Regions from separate parts of the Homo sapiens genome. Here region 1 is linked to region 2. A link is an interaction called in ENCODE POLR2A ChIA-PET data of the cell type or tissue named here. Cell type or tissue: PC-9. All regions are shown on one strand. Each heading gives the region's core, and the rest is flanking DNA. Links, peaks and the distances in the headings are about the cores only.

Region 1 (5,383 bases), core at 234-5,233, 130 kb before region 2:
TGATATTCTTTAACTCCTTCACAGCTTTTAATCCTGCCCTGTAGGAGGACCAAACATTACTGTCTCCTCTTTCACAGCCCCGCTACTAGAGCAAGTAAATGACTTAGGGATTCCTCCATCACCTGAAAGCAGCAAAAGAAGATGGTACAGCATTCAATTTTCTCCTTCCTCCATAAAGAAATTCCCGTCCTTTATAGCCAGCTCTGCCCACCCCTTCCTCATTCCCCTTTTCTTAGACAGGCAGATATTTTCTTTTCTCTTTCCCTTTGGCTTGTGATTATCAGGTAAATATCCCTGGTTTGAGGGAGGAGCAGAATTTTGATTAGGTTAAAAAATTATCTTTACCCATAGCCTTTCTATGACATAGATACTACAATATTGGGTTTATCCCCACCTGGAATTTCTATGATATCTATATCTATAAACCTATATAGATTTATAGATATCATAGAAATTCCAGGTAGGAGTAAACCATATATATATCGGTATATCTCTATCCATCTATATATATATATACACACACACACATACATATACACACATATTATAATGATATAATTATATATGTATACACACACACACACACACACACACACACAATAGAAATAACAGGATATATATATCCTGTTAGGCGCTCCCTTAAAGAGCTTTATTTTTTTGCTTGTAAATTATCCTAGCCATCTGATTTAATAGATACACCTTACCCAAGAGAACACTTTCTGTTTCTCTTCCTGCAGATCTTACTTTTTTTACTTTTTAAAAATAGAGACAGAGTCTCACTATGTTGCCCAGGCTGATCTTGAACTCGTGGGCTCAAGCAATCTTCCTTTCCTCCTCTGCCTCTCAAAGTGCTGGGATTATAGGCACCAGCCACTGCAACTGGCCACGGTTTACTTTTAAATTCACAGAGAAAATAGCTTTTTAAAGGTGAGTTCTTATTAATATTTTGGTTACTTCCAATTAAAAAAAAATTACAGTAGAAGCCCTAAAATGTCAGATTTGCCAATAAATCATTTTCTGTCATTTGTTGTGGGCTAAGAAAAATGACAATAGACAAAACCATTAACAATTGAAATTTATTAAGAAAGGCACTGGCCTAGGTGTTTTATGTACATTATTTCTAATTTTCATCTTAATTCTGCATTTGTTGATTACAAAACAGGTTAAGAGGGGTTAAAGTACTTGCTCAAGGTCACTGCTAATGAATGGTGATTTGGCAATTTGATTGTAGGTCTGTTTCACTTTCAAACCTCAGTTCTTTCTTCAATGCCATGCTGCCTCTGGGATATGATCTTGAGAGTTTTATTTGATCATTCATGCTCATGCCTCAGCTCAGATCACCCCGGAAAACCCATATATCTTCTTTTAAAAAGGGAAATACATTTTATATGATAAGTTTAACAACTGAAAAAAAATTAAAAGAAGTATTTCCTGGTGTTTGCCAACTTTTACAATCAGGTGACTTTTACTGGTGTTTATTTTGAATTATTTTTGTTAAAGTTTGGATCCATCCCTTGTTTTAAGTGAAAATGCTAAATAGCTACTCATCCTCAGGTACTGGAGAGCTTAGGGGATTTCACTGTGAATTGGGTGGACAGGAAGAGGTAGGCCTTAAAGGTTAAGTAATATATAGGTAGATGGAAAAGGTGGAAGAATTTTCTTGCGGTGAGGAAATGTTATTGCTTGCTCCATCACTTGGTACATCCTGTGTTCACACCATCTGTTTGAGCTCCTGAGAATGTTGATGGGAATCTAATGAAAGATGGGTTGGTATTAATGAATGCTCATGTTCTTCTCCCTTCCTCTCTTGAGGAGTTGCTTGTGATTTAGCTCTGCCACACTTTATGTTGGGCTTTCCCAGTGGTGTGCTCTGAGAGATTCATATAAGAGAAGTATACGTAGTATGCTGTTTCTGCCATCCAGATCACCTCAACAAATAGTTCCATAATGTTTATTATGTGCCTGTTATATGCCAGTCAGTTGGCATGACCAACTGATGATGCTGAGATAAGATGTGTCATTGCCCACTAGGCCTTTACGTTGAGTACAATTTGCAGTCTCATTCAGGATACAAGACCTACAAACATGGAATTAACAAAAAAGAAGTATGTATTTAAGATTAAAAAAAAATGAGTGAACCAAGACCAGCAAATGTTGTTGAGGTTTAGAGATGAAAGGGGTTAGGATTTGCTGGAGCAGTAAAAACAGGGTTCATTAAAAATTTTATCCAGAGTATGGAGTGGGGAAGGGCTGGGGTGAGATGGGATATGGGTCATGCCACTGCTAGTGAAAGGAAATTGAAAATGGCTCATTGGATTAGAATAAGGTACTTATACCTTCTAAAATTGTTGATGGAGTCATAGGCAGAGATTGGGAAGGGGAGATTCCACCAATTAGCATTTTAAGTGAGGAGTGTAACGATACCAGCAGCTAATGTAAACAACACCAATAATAACAACTTAATCCCTGAGATCACAATTTTTAGGAAAAATTTCTTACATTTATTTATATTTTGGCTCCCTTGATTAGCTTTCCTCTGATTAGAGAATGTGGTATCCTGTATATTAAAATACCTTTACTCTTGTTGGATTTTTAAAAGATGCAAAACTTTAAGATAAATCAGAGGTCGATTAAGACACCAGTAGGCCTTGTTGCCATTTCCATTTCCCATATGCATTGATTACTGTGTAGCAGTATTCCTGATGATTGTTGAATATTTATGAGGTTCTCTCCCAAAAAAGCCCACCAAGTGAAGAACTATCTTTCATTTTTTAAGTTCCTGAAAATTACCTAAAACTCTTCTGTAGGAGATGGCTTTTACAAAGAAGATTCTTTCCTTCTCCCTTCCCCCAACCCATAGTAGCTTAACTTAAGTACCTGGGGGAGATAAAGATAAATGTGGGAAACTTCAGGATGAAAGGGACATTATTAGAGACCAGAGAAGTCCCGGGAGGTCATATCAGGCTTAAAGTGGAAACTATGTTACAACCTAAGCAAGGAGCAACTGATAGGTCTATAAATAGGGTTTTATCTCCTCCTAGAAAATTTTTGTCATGGTTATAGCTTTCCATGTGGGGGACTATTATATTTACTAAAAATAAACCGTTTCAGAAATAATTAAAATAAGTCCCACTGAACTCATTTATGTTATTAAAAGTAAAGTCATAGCCTGAAAATAAGTTTATAGAGTTTGGCATGTACTAATTTTAAGGAACATTTTGATGCTGCAGCCATTGCTTATATATGGGATAGAATGGTAAAGCCCAAATGGATTTGTATGGATTAAAATAGATTACCTTCTCAGAAAATAATGTTATTTCAGTTTTTTTCCGCTAGTTCAGAAGACCCTCAACCTCCTTTGCATGCATTCAGACACATAAGTTGGCATTACAAATGAATCATCTAGGGAAGTGGGAGTACTTCTAATTCTCCAGGAATCTCACACAGTAAAGCTGCTTGGATATGGCTATTCAGAACAGAAAGGTATAGAAATGGACAATGGTATCCCTTCCATTGGTATTCCTTCTGGGCAACAAAAACCCTTAAGCTGTCTGAGTCTGTTTCTCACACTTCTGTTATCCTGATTGTAGCCCTTTAAATTGTGGAGCAAATTCTTGGCATCTGTCTGCCTGTCAGCTACCTATCTCTGACACCCCTGGATAGCTTGTTTTCTTCCTATGAGTATATGTGAAATTTGTAAAAAAGCATCTATTAATTTAAGTATCCTGTTAGAAGCCTGCGAAAATTCAAATTGGGCAAACAATAAAATTGCTTAAACCGTGTTTCTCAAAGTTAATTTGACCATAGAGTACTTTTCAAAATATAATGAATTGAATAACACAGCATCAGTATGACTCACGTACAATGTGTGTGTGGATTAAAGTCACCAGAAGTAGTGTTAAAAAGATGAATTAATGGCTTCAGGAAGTGACTTCATTGGCTTTTTTTCAAACTTTAAACATTTTGGAGAAGTTAAATCATTTTAAGTATAAAAGTTAAAGAGATTCAGTTATATTTTGTTTAAAGAGCAAAAAATCATGACTTTGTTGAAATTAAGTAAATATTTATGATTGTCAATCATCAAAATAGATTACATTTGTATTGTCTATGCCTTTGGGTACAGGTTAAAAATTATCTTCTTTTTCTGCCTAAAAAAGAAAGTAAGGCCCGGCACAGTGGCTCACGCCTATAATCCCAGCACTTTGGGAGGCCGAGGTGGGTGGATCACCTAAGGTCAGGAGTTGGAGACCAACCTGGCCAACATGGCGAAACCTGTCTCTACTAAAAATACAAAAACATTAACCGGGCATGGTGGCTTGTGCCTGTAATCCCAGCTACCCAGGAGGCTGAGGCAGGAGAATCGCTTGAATCCGGGAAGCGGAGGTTGCAGTGAGCCGAGATTGTGCCACTTCGCTCCAACAGGGGGACTCACATGTTACCCTTATTTCTCGAAGACATTGCTCGGAGACATTGCACTTTTCATGATAGATTGTTGCATACTAAGTAGAAACTATATTTGTATTTAGTATTTTTCTTTTGAATGAAGAAAAATATTGCTAGCGTTACTTTTAAAATTGTTGTATTACCTTTTGACAACTTGTAAAATGCTAAAACAGGGTTACATATTTCAGGTGTATCTGACTTCCTAATTACTTTAAGCCTTTTACTGCTGTTGTTCTTTTTCTCCCCTTACAACCTCTCAACTCCCTTCTTTCCACCCATACTTTAAAGAAGGAAACTGAAATTCCTGATGTAATGTATATTTTTTCATATATATATGTTTAAGAGACTGGGTTTTGCTATGTGGCTTAGGCTGGTCTCAAATTCCTGGCCCCAAGCGATCCTCTCACCTTGGCCTCTTGAGCAGCTGCAACAAGAAGCATGAGCCACTGCACCAAACCTGATAACAATGATTTTCTGAAAGATAGCGAGATGTGCTGGGCGCAGTGGCTCACTCCTGTAATTCCAGCACTTCGGGAGGCCGAGGTGGGCAGATCACGAGGTCAGGAGATCGAGACCATCCTGACTAACACAGTGAAACCCTGTCTATACTAAAAATACAAAAAATTAGCCAGGCGTGGTGGCGGGCGCCTGTAGTCCCAGCTACTTGGGAGGCTGAGGCAGGAGAATGGTGTGAACCTGGGAGGTGGAGGTTGCAGTGAGCTGAGATCATGCCACTGCACTCCAGCCTGGGTGACAGAGCGAGACTCCATCTCAAAAAAAAAAAAAAAATAGATGAGAAATTGGATGAAAGAGGCTTGGCAAGTTCACTGAATTCCTTGAGCCCCAAACCTAAGTTTCTGCCTATTTAATAGGTTTCATCTAGTATTTTTTATTTTGTGACTCATATTTACCAATTGGCTATTGTGGTGGTAATTGTAAT
Region 2 (5,383 bases), core at 104-5,103:
TCCGTGTCTCTTACCCATGCCTGTCTCCACTCCCGGAGACTCTTGCTGCATGAGATGAGAGTCCTAAGAAGGTAAGAGAGGGGTGGGGTTCGTATGGGTTCTCGTTTCTAATGAGAAGAAGAGAGGATGGGTACAGTGCTAGAAAGGAAGTGATTTCACATATGAAATTGGGCTGCCTAGTTTTGAATTCCTAGTCTGCTGCTTACTGTGTGACCTTGGACAACTAACTGAACATCTCTGCACTTAGCATCTTCCTCTGTCAGTTGGAGATAATGGTAGTACCTGTTTCACAGAGTTATTGTGAGGGTTAAAGAAAATAATATATGTAAAGTACAATATAATGGCTAAGAACATGCACTCCAGGCCAGGCGCTGTGGCTCACGCCTGTAATCCCAGCACTTTGGGAGGCCTAGAGTTAGAAGTCAGGATCCTCGTGACCCTTTGCCAGGGGAACCGTGACTGGTGGGGGCCCCCCAGGGTGCTTCTGGTATCTTGTTTCTTGATCTAATTTGGTGGTTACATGGGTGTACGTTTCATTGTGAATATTCAGCTCTATGCTTATAATTTATGTATTTTTATCTATGTATGTTAAACTTCAATTTAAAAATTGCATTAGATCAGAAGTCTTGAGAATTTAGGAAATGATAGGTCACTTTTTTCTACATGGCAGATCGACTTAGAATTAAAGATTTCATACTTAAAAACAAGGGGGACGGGTGTTCACTACAAGCTGCAAAATTAACCAGTCTTGCTTCTGATCTTAAATTGTGTCTTCAGAGAAGCAAAGAACTATGAAGAGCTACAGATAAGCACCTTGGGCAACATACTTTGAAGTAATCATTAGTTTTCATTTATCCTGCCACTTCACATACACTGTGACAGATTACATGGGCTACATATAAAGTTATATGTAAAAGTGTAATTTGGAGTTTGTGGAATCAGTCTTTTTAACTTTCCTCAGAGTGATACATTGTCATCTTGCAGACCAGATCTGGTGGTTTTAAAGTTTGATTGAAGATAAAGTTTCATGTGATCCAACTGTGAGATGTTAAGAGGCAAGTTTGAAGGTGCTTGAATGAGCATTAGTTGTAATTGATGCTTGTTGCTTTGACTGCGTGTTGGTTTGCTTGATGCTGTTTTAGTAACTTAGTGAGTTTCATCTTTAAATGGGATTTGTGTTACTTAGTCTGCATTGTGCCAAGACTGATAATTGAAAACCGTACACTTTCACAGAACATTGCTTCATAGCTCTTCCCTTTTCTGCTATTTTTATATCACATGAATCATTGCACATTTAAGCCATCTGCAAGGCCTGAATGGAATGAGATAAAAAGCTGCCATCACTTAAATTGACACTTGAAAAGCTGTTATTCATTTGGAGTTTATTCCTGATTATCCTTTATATTTTAAAGTTTCAAACTTCATTTCAAGATGGTTGCCAACATCTCTGAGCCAGAAGTATCTCTGATTCACAGCTTCTTTTAGCCTGAAAGTCAAAGGGAGGGGATGCATCCTGTCACCTAGAAGAATCTGTTGGGGACTCACTTCTATCTCATTTGAGAGAATAAGAACAGCAAGTTCCACTCCTGTTTTAAAAGTATGTTGGTTTAATCAGCTCAGCAAGCCATCGGGTTTGGCATGCACTTCATAGGGAATAGTAAAAACACAAGGCTCTTCGATTGCCAGATGAATACTTCAAAATTGCATGCCTAGAATGTGTCACACCTGTTAGATACTTATCAAAAATTTTCTCAACATAACTTTTTTGAGGATTTAGTGAAAAAAATAATTAGATAAATGCATGCTGGGATGTTGCAAAAGAGATTCATGATTAAAAATGCATATTCAGCCGGGTGTGATGGTGCGTACCTGTAGTGCCAGCCATTCGGGAGGCTGAGGTGGGAGGATCACTTGAACCCAGGAGGTTGAGGCTGCAGTGAGTTTTGATCTCGCTATTATACTTCAGCCTGGGGGACAGAGTGAGACACTGTCTCAATTGAAAAAAATAATAATAAAATAAAAATAAATAAATGCATGTCCACCCTTTGCAAGAGGCCTGGAGTGGGATCGCGCCCTCTGTGGAGTGGGTCGCCACCTCTGTCACGGTCCTCAAACCCTGCCACCGCCCTGGCCTAGGAGCCTGCCCCACCGCAGCGGCCGGCAACGCAGCAATCTGCCGGCGGTGGTCGCGGCCCCCGGGCCCTCTCACGGCAACCAGCTGCGGGCCTCCCGGGGCAAAAGCCCATGGGCCACCACCATGGCCCTCAAGATGGTGAAGGGCATCATCGACTGCATGTTCGACAAGAACCTGCAGGACTTGGTCCGCGGCTTCTAAAACCACAAGGAGGATGAGATTGAAGAAGAATGGGGATAGTGACCACCAAGCATCTGTCTTCATTGAAGGATGCCCATGCAGCCCTTGGGCAGTGGAAGCCTTAGAAAGTCTTCTACCTGAATGACTGCCTGACTGCCTGCCTGCCTCCCTGCGTGGACAGCAAAGGCTGGCCTGAAGGAGAGCAGCTGTCTGATACCGCACCACTCCCAATACCAGAGGCTATGTCGGGCATGAGGTGCCAGGAGGGCAGGGAGGTTAAGGAATTTGCCTGCAGGCACCCAGTCACCCTCAGCCCATGTGCCTCTCCGTGGGAACCTGAGTTCTTGCCTTATTGTTACACTTTTCCAGAAGTGGTGTGACTTCGCCTGCCTCTGGCCTAATGAGATCATTTTTGTTCATCTCCATCCCCTTTCCCTTGGTTTTCAGCATATCAGAAGCTCTCCCTAACTGCTTTGGTGACAATGTGTAACTAACTTATGTACTCTTCAGATTCTTTTGAGTTGAAGGCATAGCTGATTGGCCTGGATTTTATTTTACTGAGCGTGATTCACCAGATTGGAAATGTGGTTTGCTTCCTGGGAGGACTTTTTCTGCACAGGCAGGATCTCCCAGTGCCCGTCCCTGCCCGCTTCAGCGCATGTCACTGAGCAGCCTGTTCTGGCATCCTGAGGACGGGCCACGGGGTCTGTCCAGCAGAGGACCATGCATTGTAGTCTAGGGTGTGGTTTTCAGGGGGGTGTGCCTGTCTTCACTGGGAAGCCCCTGAGCCTGGATTTCTTCCTTTGGAATTGGTGTGAGTTGATAGTGCCTTCCTTACAGGCATGGGCCCATTCAAGCGGGTATTGGTGGTGGAAACATTTTTAGAGTAGTGTGGGGCCGTCCTTGAAAGTTCCAGGCTTCCTTGTGGGCCCTGCTATTGGCCAATCAGTGATTCCATGCAGGACACGTGGTGTCTGGGGGCCCTGGCTTTCTCATCAGAAGACCATCTTTATGGCCCGGAAGGTCATTATTCAGGTGTTCACTTCTGATTCCGGATGTTCTCTGCAGCTGCTGGAGTTTCCTGATTGGAGAACAGCAAATGACTGTTCAATGACCATTCTAGTGGTCACCCCCTCCACGCTGTGCCCCCCCAAACTCGCTTTTGAAAAGCAGCTACCCTGTAGACCTCATGTTGTAGGTTTTTCCCACCCACCACACCCAAAATGCAGACTCTTGGCGTGTGCTTTTTCTGCAGCAGTATAGTTTCAAAAAAAAGTTTTTATTTTGTAATATATTTTCACTTAAAACTTGAGTGTGGCATCATGGAAACAAGGCTTAGCAATGATTTTAAAAGCCACGTGGAAAGGCAGCGTGATTGAGTGGAAATCAGATGAAGTTTGGGAGATCTGAGTCCAGGTGCTCCGACTGGCTTAATGGGGTGGCCCACGGAGAGCTCCCTGTTCTGTCTCCTCCTGTGTAACATGGGAACATGGGATGAGTTGCCTCCCTCCTTGTGGAATGGTGCTGAGGATGCTGCAGCAAAAACGTGGTTTTCTGGAAGCACCAGAGTGCTCAAAGAGGTTGTTTAGTTCACTGTTTTCCGGTCCTCAGGCTGTGACCTCTTAGTGGGTTGTAAATTCAATTTACCGGGTTATGGTAGTTAAGAAAAAGGAAAACAAACTAGAAAATAACAGAGTGCAGGCACATACAGTAGCTGTCCTGTCTTGAAACTTTGATTTCTGCATGTGATTCTTGTGTGCATGTGTGAGCGTATTGGGTTACCATGCACAACCCATTAAAATGAGTGCAAAAAGTAAAAAATTAAAAAATAAATAAATAAATAAATGCATACCCACACTCATTTATACTCTTTAACTGTGGGTATGTGCAAATCTTGCATTTTTATGCTAATTAGCAGATGAGTCAGGGTCTCTAAAGCCTTTTCCAACAGTTAGATTCTCTCAATGCAGTTTGCTCTGGGCTGCAGAAGGTTGGGTTCCCCTGTACTAAAGTTAGCTGGAATTGCATAAGTTAGGGAGGAGAGTACAGATTTGTTTCAGAGTAAGAAGCTTCTTGGCCAGGCACGGTGGCTCACGCCTGTAATCCCAACACTTTGGAAGGCCAAGGCGGGCGGATCACAAGGTCAGGAGATCAAGACCATCCTAGCTAACAGGGTGAAACCCCGTCTCTACCAAAAATACAAAAAATTAGACGGGCGTGGTGGCAGGCACCTATCGTCCCAGCTACTCGGGAGGCTGAGGCAGGAGAATGGCGTGAACCCGGGAAGTGGAGCTTGCAGTGACCCGAGATTGCACCACTGCACTCGAGCCTGGGCGACAGAGCGAGACTCTGTCTCCAAAAAAAAGAAGCTTCTTCAGTTGTTGCTAGGTCTTTCCTCTTCATAAATAATATCATTATAATACTTTGGCAACATAGTAGTAGTAACTCTAGAGCTAATAGAGGGAATGAAATATAAAAATATTTCCTTATTTCATTTCCTTGAGAGAGCCTGAGATCATAGACCAAAAAATGAAGTGACCTCCATAACTAAGTACAACAGACTCTATTTTCAAAATAGAAATATCTTAAAAATAGAAAGTTCTAAGAGTCTAAGAATGAAGGAACTATTTTTGTATCTTCAGATCCTAATGTATCTCCATGTGATCTTGGGCAAGTCACTTAGTACTTCCGTGTTCGTTAGCTCCCATTTTGTTAGCATACTATAAATACTCAAAACACCAACATTTTGTTTGTAGACGGTAGCATTTAGAACATTAATAGCATCTTTGTGTTTTGTTGTTGCTGCTGTTGTTGTTGCTTTTGTCTTTGAAGGGACTACTGTGATTTTTGCTTAAACATACCCTGTTTGGGGATGATTGCTGTGGGGGGATAACTTTAATTATTTTAAAGTAATTGTGTATATTTTTCATTCTTTATTTCTTTGCTTAGCAGACAGAAGGTGGAGCACAGACAGACGGCCAGCAGTCACAGACACAAAGTAGTGAAAATTCAGAGAGTAAATCTACCCCGAAACGGCTGCATGTCTCTAATATTCCTTTCCGCTTCCGG

Evidence for each region. Peaks named below come from ENCODE experiments on the same cell type or tissue, not always from the same donor. Only the 100,000 strongest peaks of a DNase experiment are listed, where the experiment ranks them.
Region 1: POLR2A ChIA-PET joins it to region 2 with 6 read pairs; 6 of 35 experiments call an interaction of 5 or more read pairs at or near these places.

The regions. Positions count from the first base shown.
Region 1 is chr22:35,908,694-35,914,076 of GRCh38, reverse strand. All of the region lies in intron 2 of RBFOX2 (RNA binding fox-1 homolog 2), which reads left to right. Among named protein-coding and RNA genes, the nearest start is that of RBFOX2, 120 kb to the left of the region's middle. In PC-9, for the core only: no CTCF peak of the experiment used is centred there; no DNase peak of the experiment used is centred there; H3K27ac peaks cover 1,635 bases.
Region 2 is chr22:35,781,627-35,787,009 of GRCh38, reverse strand. It overlaps RBFOX2 (RNA binding fox-1 homolog 2), which reads left to right. Exons shown (of 14, transcript NM_001349999.2): 4 at 5,264-5,383. Among named protein-coding and RNA genes, the nearest start is that of APOL5, 66 kb to the right of the region's middle. In PC-9, for the core only: no CTCF peak of the experiment used is centred there; a DNase peak (open chromatin) is centred at 2,709; H3K27ac peaks cover 3,908 bases.